Linked DNA regions of Mus musculus: all the other regions are linked to region 1. The links are chromatin loops, found by intact Hi-C in ENCODE. Cell type or tissue: heart. All regions are shown on one strand. Each heading gives the region's core, and the rest is flanking DNA. Links, peaks and the distances in the headings are about the cores only.

Region 1 (5,194 bases), core at 677-4,676:
ACACAAGGTTTTTCCCTTCCCAGGTTCTGGATATTACACTCATATATAATCATGTCTGTAAATTAAACACTTCACCATATTAGCCATTTTTCCAGCCTTTAGGTCTTCCTAGGTTATCCCAAGTAAGGATAGTCAGGACCTTCCCTAAACTTCTGCTTTCCATATATTTTCTATTTAAGATTTTAGTCAATCTCACTGTATATAGAGTTTGTTTATGCTTTGGTTTTATTTAAGGGTGAATATCCCGAAAGTGGCAGGCATATTATCTAACTGAACCTGAACTCTGTAGAACCCAGACCAAAGTAGATTCTGAGTAGACTGTGTTCTCTCCATGTTTTTTGGCTTTGTATAATGTGTTTGAGAAAGGTTTCCTGGTCTCTTGTATCTCATGTGAAGAGGACAGTAGGCTTGGAGAATAAATAGTATCCTGGACCTTGGATTCTCTTCAGGGCAGTAGGGTCTGGGCTCTGGTCTTAGTCTTAGCTGAGATGGTTAAGAAGACCGACCTAGTCTTTTCTTATACAGGCCTTCTGGGTTTGGAGGTCATGGGTTGGGAGTGGAAAGTTTATATCTTTCTTCTGTTCCTTGGGACATCTCTCCCACCCAGAGGAGGAGATGAATCTATATTGCAGAGAGTTTCATCTGATTATGATGGAACCCACAAAAGAGACTAGAACACCATTGCATACACTAGCAAGATTTTGCTGAAAGGACCCTGATATAGCTGTCTCTTGTGAGGCGATGCCAGTCCCTGGCAAACATAGAAGTGGATGCTCACAGTCAGCTATTGGATGGATCACAGGGCCCCCAATGGAGGAGCTAGAGAAAATACCCAAGGAGCTGAAGGGATCTGCAACCCTATGGGTGGAACAACGTTATGAACTAACCAGTACCCCAGAGCTCTTGACTCTAGCTGCATGTGTATCAAAAGATGGCCTAGTCGGCCATCACTGGAAAGAGAGGCCCATTGGACTTGCAAACTTTATATGCCCCAGTACAGGGGAACGCCAGGGCCAAAAAGTGGGAGTGGGTGGGGAGGAGGTGTGGGGGTATGGGGGGACTTTTGGAATAGCATTGGAAATGTAAATGAGGAAAATACCTAATAATAAAAAAAGAAAAATCCATTAAAATATGAGGACTTAGCCTGTAGAAACTTGGGCTGGGATAGGGATCAAAAGTTAGAGAGGTGCTGCTGACTGGGAGTATAAACAAGTCCACAAAAGGGATAAAGAAATTCCTAAATGACAGATCCATGATGGGTAACAGGTAGTTAATAACCAGGAAAGGTGATGAGGATAATAGTAAAATAATTATTAATAATATTACCTGCAGGAGAACATTTAGACTTTAGGCATGTTTTCTGTCACTATCTTATCAGACTGTCTCCACCCTCCCCAGGGTGGGGGGGGGGGATGCTAAGCAAAATGAAGGAACTTGATAAAGTGAACTCGCTTTCTCTGGGTAGTACATGGCTGTAGGACATGCCTGAGTACTTCTCCAAGGCTTTCTTAGAGAGTAGGCAAACTATTCAGAGGGACGATTTGGATATGAGCCTAATCTGGCACGACTCCCCAATACTGCATTGGCTTTCAGCTTCTGTAAACTCTTCCTTCAGCAGCAGACCAGGCTCTTTGCCCTGTTTATATGGCTCTTACCATGTGACCTTGAGTGGAATGCTCTACCTTCTTCAGTTTCCCATTTGTGTAAGGTAACAACTGGCTAGTCTGGAGAGTTAACACTTTCTGTTGTTGTTATTGCTTGTTTGAGACACTGTCGTATATTTTAGGCTGGCCTAGAACTTTCTATGCAGCCTAGGATGACCCTCAACGCTCAGTTCCCTTGCTTCATCTTCCTGAGTGCTAGAGGTGGAAGTGTCTGCTACCATACCTGGTTTATATGGTTCTTGGGATCAAAAGCAAGGCTTCCTATATGCTAGGCAAGTACTCTACCCATAAAACTACATTTCCAGCCCAAGAAACTCCTCAGTTCATTGTTTTCTCATGGTAAAGTCAGATGTCAGGATTATGGGTCACAAAGGCATGACATGGTGTAACCAACTTAGCAGTGCTCAGGGCACAAGGTGAGGACTTGGCACTAGAGAACTGGAGGCAATGTCTGTGAAAGTTCCAGGATGAGATGCTGGTGCAGAACAGGCTGGGAAGAAGGTAGCTGTTCTAGGATCATGAGTAGTATCTCTCTTGCTCTGGAGTTTCCAAGCTGGGCTCTGTGGGTGCTGACTGTGCCATAGATTCCATATAATGTTCCCTTAGAAAATGTTTGGTGATTTGTGGAATCTTGCTAGAGTCTTGGAAAGGCTATTTCACAATTGGAGTGAGGCTTCAGAAGTTTGGCAAATTCACATTTGTTACATTTTACACATGTGAGAATGTTTGCTGTGGGGCAAATTTATCTCATTTTTATCTCTGCACTTTACCCTCTTGAGGCACTTGTTCTCAAGGGAAATCAAGGTTCCTCTTGGAGAAAGGGGGCCGTGCTGCCATCTACAGGCGAAGAAGTGAGTAGACTCATTTTATAAAATGGTCAAAGAGCAAGGGAAGAAGTGAGGTTCAGTTACCAAGTTCAATATCTCTCTTACCTTGCTTCACACATCCCATTGGAACAGAATCTGTTTGTTGCAATCCAGAATGCTAATGGTGCCATTTCCATGGAGGGCCACCAGGAGATCTCTGGGGCTATCACACTACCAGCTGCATACACAGCCCATGATATTCAGTATCAGTCATTGCTTGCTTCATTCTATATTAGATCATCACTTCAACATTAGATCTTGATTCGTGAAGGTCCTGTGTCTTCACTGACCCCACTAGGATAATCCAAATGGCAGTTCCAAGAATATATTAAATAAGGACTTTTTTCTTGTGGATGAATGAACTCAGAGGACTTAGCTAAAAACTTGTCCCAGAGAAAGAAGCAGGCATGCTTTTAGAGTGAGCAATGCAGTCTGTTTAGTATGGGGAGCAAGAAGGGTAGGTCTGAGATCCTGCCCTCTATACCTCAGGGTGGAGTGGTAACTCATTGCTAAGTCTCCACGGTCTCAATATTGCAATTGCAATTAGACAACCTGGGTTTTCAGAGAGAGAGAGAGAAGGGCAAGCATGTATATTACCCTCAGGATGGCAAACCCAGTGAAGTTTTCTCCATTTTCCTAGGGAAGAAATTAGAACTCTGAATGCAGAATGGGCACACCCAGTGTTCCTCAGCAAGTTCAAACTGGAGTCAGGACTGGAGCCCAGGCTACCCAACTCCTCATTATAGGCTCTCTGAGAAAACTTTCACAGTTGGTGACCTCCCAGAGCAGGCCATGGCTACCCAGCCACAGCTCCCCTTCCCTGAGGGGTTTGGAGGTGAAGCTTAATCTTTAATGAATTGGTTTTTAGTTTAACTGCTCTTTTGGCAATGATTAATACCCAGTGACCTAGTCTGGCATGGGTGATCCTGACCAGGACTGACCTATGCATGTGCTGGTAGCCTGGACTTACTTGTAATTTGTTGAGGTTTGAGAGGGTGCAGGATGGCCCTCTACCACGGCATATACTCAGTAGTATGTCTGTGGCTATGCTATTAGATTGTTACTCTTCAGAAGGAAGCATCCTAAGTGACTCTGGCATAAGCAGCTGGTAATGTAAGTCATGTTAAGAATGTCCCTTGAGCTGTTGATGTGACAGCTCTGGTGTCTAAGGGTTCAAGGCATTACAGAAGTTGTGGCTTTTAATTAAAGACCATCCTCTAATGGCTGGATTCATAGCACAACCCAAGAGTATGTGTCTACAGGGACAAAACAAAGTCCCAATGGCAGGCCTGTTGTGGTGCTTGGGAGCAAGGATTTAGATCTGAGTGCAGAGGCTAGCAAGTAGTTATCTACTATAAGGACCTGGGGATGCTGAGTCAACTAGAGGAAGCTTTCCTATATGCTTATGCTTCCCCATAGTCTCCATTCTCAATCTGGCCATAGCATACCCTTTGAGGCAAGGTAGAATAGGTCCCACAACTGCATGATGGCCACCACTGGAGCAGCGGGGAGCCGTGGGCGGGGCTGGTCCTCTACCTTAGGATCATGGCATCTCTTCGGAGTGTCAATACTGCAAACTGGCTAATGTCTTGATCTTGTTGCCCATGGTCTGCTTTGTGTCTCAGAACTGGTAGGCACCAGCAATCCATCTGGCAGCAGTTTCCTCCCATGACTACTTAATAGATGTTTGTGGGTGTTGGCACTGTGACTCAGCATGGGGATTGGCATTGCAGTTTGATATTTTGGGGTAGGTGTATGGCCAGAAGAAGCTACAGTGGAATAGTGTTATCCCCTCCCTCAATGCTTCAGCCTTGCAGAAGTGTGCCCCTTCATGCTTCTGTCTTCATCTTCTTCCCTCTACCCAGAAGGCCCTGTGCAGAAACCGTCTATGGAACAACTCATCACTCAGCTTAGAGACTACTGCTCTAAATCTCAGGAACTGGAGAATCCTCAGCCTTGTCTTTCCTGTCCCAGCTTTCATGCTGTGCATATTGTCTGTTCACCTCTTCAACTCTAGCCTGGGACTTAGTGCCCAGGATAATGAACCTTGAGGTCACTCTTGGAGGATAATGACTTTTGAGGTCACTAAGCTTTGGGAAGACAGGAGTGACTCTACTGACCTATCCTGTAAGGAAAGATTGATTTGCAGGGTCAGACAGGCTGGAGCAGGTGACCATGAAGCCCCCCAGCGGAAGCTATGGTTGCTTCTCTGTTTTGGTTTTGCTTCTTTGTGTTTGCTTTTGTGGGCTTTTCATTTCAGACATTAATCTAGTTAATGCCAGCAATGTCATTTTGGCAAGCCAGCAATTTCCTTTTGCCCTTTATTTAATGAGCCCCACCCCACCCCCATCTCTATAATAAAAGGCATGCAGGTGGGTAATTATAGAGGTGTGAAATAGGGGTGCTGGGTCACCGCCAACTGAGCATTCTGGAGCATCCGTTGGAGAGGCTTTTGGAGAATTACCCAGCCCTACTATTCAGTTCCAGTGGGGAAATGGAATGTTAGAAAGGCTGAGAAACTCACAAAAGGAATACAAGCAGAAGGCAGAGCCAGACACCAGTCCAGGCTCCTAATTCCCAGCGGAGATCCTTTTCACTGCTTGATGTCAACTTCATCTCCTTATGGGTATTCTGTTGAACATCTCACAGGAATGCCATCAGTCC
Region 2 (5,194 bases), core at 721-4,720, 290 kb before region 1:
GTCTCTGCTTCACACTTTGTCTCTGTAACTCCTTCCATGGGTATTTTGTTTCCTCTTCTAAGAAGGATCGAAGTATCCATACTTTGGTCTTCCTTTTGCTTGAGTTTCATGTGTTTTGCAAATTGTATCTTGGGTATTCTGAGCTTTTGGGTTAATATCCACTTATCAGAGAGTACATATCATGTGTTCTTTTGTGATTGGGTTATTTCAGGATGATAGCCTTCAGATCCATCCATTTGCCTTAGAATTTCCTAAATTCATTGTTTTAAATAGCTAAGTGTAAATGTACCACATTTTCTGTATCTATTCCTCTGTTGTTTTCTGTTGTCCTCTGGACATCTGGGTTCTTTCCAGCTTCTGGCTATTATAAATAAGGCTGCTATGAACATAGTGGAGCATGTGGCCTTATTACATGTTAGAGCATCTTCTGGGTATATGCCCAGGAGAGGTATTGCTGGATCTTCCAGTAGTACTATGTGCAACTTTCTGAGGAATCCACAACTCCTCACCCATACTAATTCCTATTAGTACAATTCTTAATACTAATCCATCTTTGTATCCGGTGAGAGATAACTTAGAAAAAAACCCCAGTATTCTATTAGTGTTATTCCAGAATCCTCTCCTCTCCTCTCCTCTCCTCTCCTCTCCTCTCCTCTCCTCTCCCCTCCCCTCCCCTCCCCTCCCCTCCCCTCCCCTCCCCTCCCCTCCCCTCCCCTCCCCTCCCCTCCTCTCCTCTCCTCTCTTCTCTTCTCTTCTCTTCTCTTCTCTTCTCTTCTCTTCTCTTCTCTTCTCTTCTCTTCTCTATAAATGGTTATAATAGTGCTATCCTCCTCCTCCTCCTTTTCCTCCTCCTCCTCCTCCTCTTCCTCATTGAGTGAAGCTTAAATGAAGCAGGGTAATTGCAAGCACCAAGCATGGAGGGATTCGGATTCAGCAGATTTCTAATGTTTTACCTGGTGCCTGGTTCTACAGAGACCCACTCAGTGCCTGTTGTGTGATTACACGATCACAACACAAGGTGTCGCTGAAGAGAGTCTCAAAGCAATGGTGAGGAGAAGCAGTCAAGCAAGACTGAGATGAGGCTTCCTTTGCAGCACAGCAGGTGAGGTCTCTTCCCTATCACTGGGGTCCAACCATATTGCTAAGCACCCAGAAGATGCTGGCTGAGGCCCTGGCTATGCAGAGGCTCCTGAGTTTCCTGACTTTGAATCTGGGAAGTCTCAGAAGACCTCAGAACTCTGGAGAAGAAATGTCTGGAGACATTTTGAGTCTCTGAAAGATTATTCAGAAAACTACGCAAATATATGTTTATTATATATAGTTCATATTAATTTTTCTTTCAGATTTATTGTAACACTTTACTGTGAGTTAAACTAAACTCACTATGGAGATTTTTGAAAACAAGACCCTCCCCCCAGGATAACTACTGAGAATATCTTGCTGTACTAGATTTTTCCACACCTTTTGTTATTTTACATGGTGGAGACAACACTTTGCATACAAGTTAAAGTTCTGTATTTTTTTTCTGAACTTAGCATACAAAGCAGCTTTCGTGTTATGGTAAAAACACTCCTGTGCATTAATTTTAGAGGTTGCACATCCCATAATTACTTATCCAGTTTTCATTTGTGGGACAGGTTAGCTGTTTCTGCTTACTTTCTATTATGCTTTGATGTACCACATACTCTTATGCATGGAGCTGCACATGCCACAGCTACCCACCATTCTTCAATGGTGGGGCAGGGTGGTTGTTTCTGCCTACTTACCATTATACTCCTTGATGTGCTTTGCATCCTTATGTGTGGGCATCTGGTGATGGGATCACCATGTGGACTTTAAAAATACTTGATCTAAACTGCAGAGTAGGGATGATAATTTTAGAGAAAAGCTGGCAGTTTTGCATAAGAGAAGCAACTGTTTTCTCTTGAATGATCTCCTTGGCGACAGCAAGTTAAATTTGAGATCTTGCATGGGCCCTTAACCATGATTGCTTCTCACTAAACAATTGTGACATTGTAATATCTGTTAAATGATTGGCTAAAGGTGAATGGAAAGGAACAGAATGATGGAGTTGCAGGAAAGGGCAGGCATGCGGGATGCCAGAGGAAGATACCACTGGAAGTCCCACCCACATTCTTCCTTGCACTGCTTAAAGTCTCCATGGGGCACGTAGGGGACTGAGGGAACAACGTCATCTCAAAGCCAGAAAAGTGCAGCATCAAGAGGTGAAGATAGATTCAGAATATAGTACAGAGCAGTACAGAGCAGAACTGGGTTGGACTAGTCAGGACTTTCTGGCTACTGGCCCATCTCATGGGTGGACTCTAGGTGGCACTGTGGCTGCAAAAGTTTTAGGCTGAGGTGTTTGGGTAAAGCTACTGGAAATTTGGGAGAGAAAGAAATAAAAGAAAACGAATGTGATGAAGCAGATGCAGAAAGGTAACGACTAGGGAGGAGGCCACAGCTTGTGCTTGGTTCAGAAAAGACAAACTAGACTAAGGTCTCATTCATCTATTCACTCAGTCACCCAATGAGCATTTACTAAGTTCCACCCGAGGTCTGTCATGGTGTGATACAGATAAAGTGGTGGGCTGAGCAGCTGCACCCCTGAAACCATGTAGCTTATAAGAAACAAGAATGGCCAGCATTAGTTGACCCTTGTGTGAATAGGCAACGGTATGTTTGAGACAGATGCTAGGGGCCAGGGGTGAAAGTGTTGAGCTAATCTGTGAGAACACATGGCTAAGAATGGTTGTCCTGTAGAGCTGAGGTTTGAAGATGCTGAGAGTGAACAAGAAGAGAGAGATGAGGGAGGGAGCCTAGCTACAGAGGTCTGTGCTGAAAGGAGTCAGCTGGACATGTGGGAGGGGATTTTTAGCTGACACAACACAAGATTTTTGCCTTTATCCTGAGAGTACCGAAAGCAGTTGCGGGCTCCGAGCAAGGTAGGAGCTGGGTACAGAGTTGTTCGTTGAAAAGCTTTCTTTGGTTTAAGGATGGAAATGGCCTAGGGGGTCACCAGTGAGGAGACTGTGTATCAGGCAGTATAGTTATTTAAGTGAAGGGACTGTGGGACTGGTTGGGAGAGACGAGTCCCAGAGAATGACAACTGGGGACTGAAGACTCTTGGTATGAATGGACACCTGACATCGGCACCGAGAGGAACTGGTATCAGTGACATCGCAGAGGCAGTAGCCTTTGGAAAATGATCAGATTTGGATGAGAAGACCAGCCACTTTTGATACTTTTGGAGGGACTGTCACCTTCTCACCCCATTATTCCTTCCTTGGCTCAGGAGCAGGCAAGGCCATGTAAAGAGGGGGCCTTCTCTCAGCAGTAGGTGTGATCATCACACTGGATCATTGAGGGCCTGCCTGCTATATGACGGTGCGTCCACTCTGCTTCTTCTTTCTTGTGAGGAGCGTGCTGGCATCAGGTACCATCAGACTAGTGTGGCTTTCCTCAAGGTGGACTTTGCTCTGGTGGCTATGGCTCTGTGGGTGGGATTCTGCAGGAGTACGTTTGATATTTTGACCCAAATGTTTACCAGGGTCCATTTCCCAAGGATTTATATTGATGCGAGTTTTACAAAGCAGGCTTGTGGCCAGATACTCAAGCAGTCTTCAAAAGGGGCTAAAGCTGAGATGTTTCTCTCCCTCTGTAGGATCCATAAGGCCTTTTCCTCTGTTATTCTAGAAGGAAGAGAAGAATGCAGTGTATGGCTTTAGAGTCTTCTAAAGTGCAGATGCTAAACAGGTCCGAAGCTTGGAGGAATGGCCTAGGGAAATCACCATGAGTCACCAGTAAGAAATGTGGACTGGGGAAGACAGCTCTGGGTGGGCCTTGAGGAGCTTCGTGTTTTAGGGGGACAGATGAAGGTGTTCTCCTGAAGTAGGCTGGACAGAAAGGGAAGAAGTGAACTGAAGATGAGATGGAGCCCCAGAAACTTGGAGAAGATGGGAGTTTTAGGGGAGAGTGGCTAGCACATGAACATGCTTGTTAGATTGACAGAGATGCTGCTGGTGACTTTAGCAAGCTGAATTTGGAAGGGTGGGTCTCTCATGTTTAAGTCAATGTGAACGTGGTGTCATCCAGTGAGTTTTGAGAAATGCATAGGCCAATGGGATCACTGTTCCAATCAGCCTGTGTATGTCCATCACCCCTAGAAGGTACTTTGTACCCCTTTGCATCCAGTTTCTTTCTAAATCCCTGCCCCCAGGGGGCGTCTTGCTAGATAGATCTGTTAGTTTGCCTGCTTGAGAATTTTATACAAACTCGGAGTGTTGTATCTGACTTCTTTCCCTCCATTTTGAGTAGAGGGAAATGTATGCTCCCCGCAGAAAGTATGTGGGTCTGCAGTAGCAATTCAGCCCTCATGCATGGAGTATCCACTGTTTATCACACATTTCTCCACTCACTGTGGGAATTAAAGTCATGTCCAATGTTTGGCTATTCTGACTAAGGCAGCTATGAACAGTTTTGTATAGTTTTGTGATGTGTTCCAGCATCTTTGATTTATTTTTGTCCAAATCATAGCTAAGAAACCTCACAGCAACAGCAACTGGGAGGGGCTGCTGGGTCCAGGAAAGGATTTATTTTTAAGGTGTAAAAGACTGGTGCATGGTTAAATGTTGCTGCTCATGATCTGCTTGGAGGGATCAGTTAAGGAAAGGGAAAAGGGACGATGTGAACTCTGAAAAGGAGTGGGAGAGAAGATCTTTTCTCAGCTGGAGGGGAAGTATTGGAAGAGAAGCAGAAGCAGAGAAAGATGGGGTGGGTTTGTGAGCAGAGGAGGAGAGGTTTTCATCAGAGGGGTTTGGTTTTACTGTGAAGTAGAAAGCAAGGTTGCAAACAAAGCTGAAAGATACTGCAGGGTGTCAGGGGTTGTGGAGAGGGGCAAGGTATGGAATGGATACTGTAAGGAGGGCAAGAAGTCAGGGACAAGAAAGATGAACTGGGGCTGTTGGACACTGAAGCCCAGTGGAGGCTAATATCTGACAGGAGAGTAACACCCACAGCTTGCTGTAGAGGTCCCACCAGTGGTCTGCCCAGTGCAGACGTGAAGAGGGCATGGGGAATGGCACGTTTCTGAGGAAGTTATCAGATCCAATGGATAACGGATTTCAAAGGATTCCGTGAGCCCTGTGTCAGGTTAGGTATCCATGTGAGTGCAGTGGGCATGTGACTTCAAGTC
Region 3 (5,194 bases), core at 721-4,720, 130 kb before region 1:
AGGTTGGCTTCTGCCTGGTCTCCTATTTTCCCTTTCTCCATACTCTGCTGCCCCTCCATCCACTTTCCCTCCAAGTCCTATCTGAAGCCTTTCCACCTCCAACCCTCTCAAACTTGTCCTCAAGCCATAATGAGTAAGAGCCAGATGGGTCCAAAGATCCAAATACTACCAGTATCCCAGTGGGGATGCAACAGTTCCTATAGACCACATGATGTCAGTTCACTAGTAGAAATGGTTTGGGAGGAGGGACAGAGATGTCCCGTGTATCCCAGGTATACAAGGCAGCCATCCCTGAGACTGCTCTGTACAACCTCAGCTTCTAGAAAATGGGCATAGTCCAGGCCAAGAGAAGAGCCAGCATGAGGAAGGGCCTTCCTTCTAAACTATTACCGCCTCATCTGCTGCCACAGCCTCTAACTTCCTACTGTGAAGCCTGCCTCACGGCCTGTGATGTTGTCCCTAGTGATGGCCCTCAGCTCACCCTTACTGTGCTTCTCTTCTGCTGGGTGTGCACATGCTGTGGGCCTCGCTGGGAAGGAAAGGAAATCCATGTGGAGAGTTTAGGTGGCCTGCCTGAGAACAAGGGGCTAGACAATAACCCCAACCCATCTTACTCTGGGGTCCCAGGAACAGGCCTTCCTTAGAAGGCCTATCTTGACTCCCTAGCCTTGACTCCTCTCAGCCCCACAGCTTGTGTTTCCAGGTTGGCCTGACTACTGTCCACCAAACTGAAGCAGCAATGATAAGCTGACAAAGTTCTATGATGGCACTGGAGGCATGAGCATTTAATGGAAGCTCAGAGGCTTTCTCTCCAAATCCACAAATCCTGAATGATAAATAAGTAAACCACAGAGCTTTCTCTCACTATCTTCTCATATGTGAACTGTTGATTATTTACAAAACTCAACTACCTCAAACCTAAAGCATACGGCATGTATGCACTGTCCTTTCACCCACACATCTAGCCTCCTTGTAGCTCTCCCCATGTTTATCCAGAAACATAGCCACCTAGAAGTGAGCTTGAAGATAAGAGTAACCAAGTGACTGAGCTGTTGCAATGGGTGCTAGAAGGCTCATGAGTCCAACCCCAAGTTCTGCTTTTCTTCCCTAGGTCTGGAATGCAGACAGGAGGCTGGACCACCTTGCACTGCAGAAAACGCCAAAACGCCTGGCAGCAGAAGCAAGAAAAAGGACTCCAAACCATTCCCAGCCTCCCGGAGCAGAGCACACTCTCAGCCAGGATTTTCACAAGAGGAAATATAAGTGTCTGACATAAAACCACTCTGCTTGTAAATCAAATTCATATTCTTTTTAACAGACTTACAAGGTCTCTGTGACAGTTAGATGAGACCAAGCCTCAGTGTGGTGTAATAATACATGGGTGGTATTCTGTTGGGTAAAATGACTTTCTATATTGAAGTGACCCTTGGGGGAACAACTCTGTACACCCCATCCACAAAAAAACTAGACACCTCAAAAACTGCTCAGTGCTTGACAGTTATAACTGCAGAGCCCACCCCACCATGAACCTTTCCTATGACAGAAGGCATCAGATATAATAGACAGGACAGAGCTGATAGAAAGGCACAGACCTCAGGCAGCAAGTATCTTTCTTCTTAGGAAAAAAACAAAATGAAAAAACAAACTAGAAAACAAGTCAAAGATTCACCAAGTCATTGAATCTGCTGGATTCACTAGGGACAGGGCTTCCTGGTGTGTTCCCTAAAAGAAAGAAAGTCACACACGGATGACATCCATTTGTATGTCCCCATGGTTCCTGTTCCATTGGTGAACATGGACTCTTGTTACTACTTTGTGTCCTCCAGGAAACCACACTCCTGAGGGCAGTCCCCTCCTCCTTCCGCCCATGTCTGTCCTTTAGGATCAGCTACATAATTTGCAAGTTCTGGAACAAAATGATGAGGAACCCCTAATTTATAAATTATTTCCAGTCTCAAAACGGTGTCAGTCAAGCACAAGATAAGTATGCGCCCTAGGTGGCATTGGTGCCTCACGTTCAAACAGCTGGTCCCATTCCCTCAGGCCCAGGCTCTGGCTGCACACAGTAGGAGTTACAGGCGATGCTTTGCTGGAGAGAACAGAGTCTGTACACAGTGCGCAGCCTCAGTGCTCTGGCGTCATCCTCAGGGAGGTTGGGCTCAATGTGTTTTTTATTCTTCTCCCCAGGCCCAGTTCTTAGCATTTCTTGGAAGAAGTGGGCGAGGGAGACCTGGGGGATCAGAGGCTAGAGGTCACCTAGCAAACAGCCTGCCCTGAACTTAGCAAGTGGGCACGAGCAAGCACCAGGCTTTGCTGAGCCGTTCTCCTCGTTTCTTGCCACAAGATATAAACTAATCTACTTAGTTAGAAAAACATGGTTTATTGCAATCTAAGTAATTTGTATTTCTTTTTCTACCACAAGATGTAAACTAATCTAGTTAGCTAGAGCAAGTTGGTTTAACTGAATTCAGAGTAATTACCCTCCAAAGCAAAGCGATGTGTGTGTTTTTTTGGTTTGCTGGACTTTTTTTTTTTTTTTCCTTTCCAGTATTCAAAAGTTGAGACGTATATGTACTTATGACTAAATAAAAGCCAGCCTTCTTTCAGTTTGTTGGATCTTTGGCCTTTCTGGAGGGTCTCAGCCGCTATCCCAACCACCTGGGACTTCCCGAAAATGTGCTGGAGGTGGCATGGAAAATCCAGCATGTGCTTTTGTGGAAAAAAAAATTTGTAACAACATTTCCTGGAGCAGTAGAGTGCCAACTCACGGGGAGGGGTTGGTGTGCTTGGGGGAGGGGGTGAGGACGGGGCAGCCCCAGGGCTGAAGTGACCTGGGAACCTTGTCTCGGTTATTGTGGGCAGGGGCACTGTCCCATGTTCTCAGGGTCAGCATGCCCCAGGAGAAAGCACTTCACACAACCTAGCCATTCCTATCCCCATAGGACAGGGCTGAGCCAGGCTCAGCAGGGATGACTCATCTGGACCAGGGAAGCTAGGAGGCAGCCCAGGACCTCCAAGGCATTCCCTCTCCTAGAATCTGGGGTGCTTTCCCAGCAGTTCCCAGCAGGGGCCAGGCCACCTCTTACTTTGCAGTAGGTTGCTGATCACCACATCCAAGCGCCAGGGCAGCTGCTCTGCGGACACCGAGCAGCCACTGTCTCACTTTGCTCTTTGCCCACTGGGCTAGTTCCAGCTTCTGTGACACTGTCTTCTCTGCTACAGGACAGCCTGGTGGATACTTAGGGACAGTAGTTTTGTTCCTGCTATGCCTCACCTCTCTATGCTAGGCCTCAGTTCTCTGGTTTCTCTGTCCCTCTCATTCTCCACACCAGGGAATGGACAAAGCTTCCAGAGGTTGTCCCTGCTGGAAGTAGTATGCTTGGGAGTAACTCAAGCGCCACCTGAAGCCATGAAAACTGACAGCATTTCTAATAGGAGAGTGATACTCACCTGGGTCCTGCAAATCCAGTGGAGTGCTCACTGGATGGGGAAAAAAATAGAAATAAAAAGGAGAGGAAAAAATGACTGGTCCTAACTAATGGTGGCTGGGCAGGTTTATTGTAGATATGTGAGAGGGTGGAGTTAGAGGCAAAGGCATCTGGGAGAGTCCAGAGTGCTCATGACTTGGCTGAGCTAGGAGAGGAGGGGAGGAGAGCAGGGGTGTTTTAGGGTAGCCAAGAGCTGAGTGCAAGGTGAAGGGATGTGGGAAATAATGAAGGCAGAGCCAGGCAAGCTCCTTTGCTTGGAGGCAGTTTCAGCAGCAATGTGCAATTGGATAATTGAAATCAGAGGTGAGGGCTGGGGAGCAAGAAACTGGCTCCAGGACAAATAGAGATGATTGCTATAGCACCTATTGGCCTGGGCTCCTCCCAAGACAAGCTACTCAGGGGATAGGAACCTGGCCCCTCTACAGAGTCTCAGTGTAGGAGGATGAGAATAGGTGACAGGAGATAAACCTTTCCTGCAAGGGCCATGAGGTGAACATGCAGGGCTTGTAAGAATACTCCATTGAACTCAGTTCTTCTGGAAGAACAGCTAGTGTTCTTAACTGCTGAGCCATCTCTCCACTCCACTCCATTTCTTTTCTGGTGTGCACTGACGGGACCCTGAGTATACTAGGATGTAGGTGGGATGCTGGAGAATCAGAAGTGAACTAGGCAGGTATAGTCCTTTGTGCCCAATGCCCTGGGTATAGAAGTGGTTACACAGTCTCTACCACCAGAAGCTCAGTTATAGGTCATGCAAGCATGAAAAAAGCCTACTCCAGGACACAGATAAACACTTCAAGGTGGGTAGACACATCTATGGGTCAGTAAACAGGGATGCCAGTAAGCACGGGATGCCAGGCATGACCATGTGTTGAGAACAGTGTCTGGTACACGGCAGATGCTCAGTAAACATGTCTTCCATACAAAAAGGAATAAGATGACTGGACAAAGCTTTGCAGGCAGACAAGACATCTTACCTAAAGGTTGGGAGAAGCAGAGGTCGGGTGAGTTGTGCAGGAGAGTAGAGGCACTGCCACCATGGAACTGCCTCAGGAGGTTGGGTAAGCAGAGATGGGAAGCTAGCAATGCTCTGCTTAAGGTTTTATACAGCCTGTCAATTGTGGTTGCTGGAGCCCAGGTAGGATCCCTGGGGTCCACACATACACCTCTAAGCTATCATCCCACAGCAGGCTCAAAACCTCATTGACAGGATGAGTTCTGTTAGACTCCAAGAAGAAAAATGAAGTACAGTAGGTAAGGAAGGATCCTCAGCTAGGTGACTGCAGATACCAAACACCCCTTCACTTTGGTGAGTCAGAGACGTGAGGGGGAAACAGAGCCGTGTATCTGTCTTTGTGTATCTGCCCATGCTGAGTAAGGGTATCCTGATGCTCTGACTCCTGGGAGCAGTGTAGGAGGCAGTTTCCTATGACACAAGGGGCTGATGCCCCTGAAGCTGGACTCTAGGAGCTGCAGGTGTATGGCGTGCCTTGCTGCCATTCCTCTTCCCTCTCCCCAGGTAGTGACCCCAAGTTTCTGTGCCTGGCTGACAGGTCTCCAGGAGACACCTGTTTTTCATTGCAAGTCCTGAAGGCTCTTGGCAGTGGCTATGTTTGTTTTGGGGGGAGGATTCAGTATGGGAGTAAAACACTGTTTCTGCAGGTCTCCAGGGGTTGCTTAGGAGGCCACAGACAGCCTGAAGAAAA

The links. Hi-C counts contacts between places; a loop is a spot of excess contacts. Peaks named below come from ENCODE experiments on the same cell type or tissue, not always from the same donor. Only the 100,000 strongest peaks of a DNase experiment are listed, where the experiment ranks them.
Region 2: it touches region 1 in a loop (8-fold over the local background); 20 of 42 quality-filtered maps call a loop at or near these places.
Region 3: it touches region 1 in a loop (2.1-fold over the local background); 2 of 42 quality-filtered maps call a loop at or near these places.

The regions. Positions count from the first base shown.
Region 1 is chr4:114,343,546-114,348,739 of GRCm38, reverse strand. Gm40228 (a long non-coding RNA gene) reads left to right here and starts at 2,117. Exons shown (of 4, transcript XR_868021.1): 1 at 2,117-2,165. In heart, for the core only: a CTCF peak has its summit at 2,502 (motif pointing left); no DNase peak of the experiment used is centred there; H3K27me3 peaks cover 2,585 bases.
Region 2 is chr4:114,633,178-114,638,371 of GRCm38, reverse strand. All of the region lies in intron 1 of Gm33655 (a long non-coding RNA gene), which reads left to right. Among named protein-coding and RNA genes, the nearest start is that of Gm12829, 45 kb to the left of the region's middle. In heart, for the core only: CTCF peaks have their summits at 1,019, 2,316 (motif pointing right) and 4,194 (motif pointing right); a DNase peak (open chromatin) is centred at 2,301; H3K27me3 peaks cover 3,243 bases.
Region 3 is chr4:114,470,153-114,475,346 of GRCm38, reverse strand. The region is part of intron 2 of Trabd2b (TraB domain containing 2B); the gene reads right to left. Among named protein-coding and RNA genes, the nearest start is that of Gm33710, 48 kb to the right of the region's middle. In heart, for the core only: a CTCF peak has its summit at 3,056; a DNase peak (open chromatin) is centred at 3,046; H3K27me3 peaks cover 3,685 bases.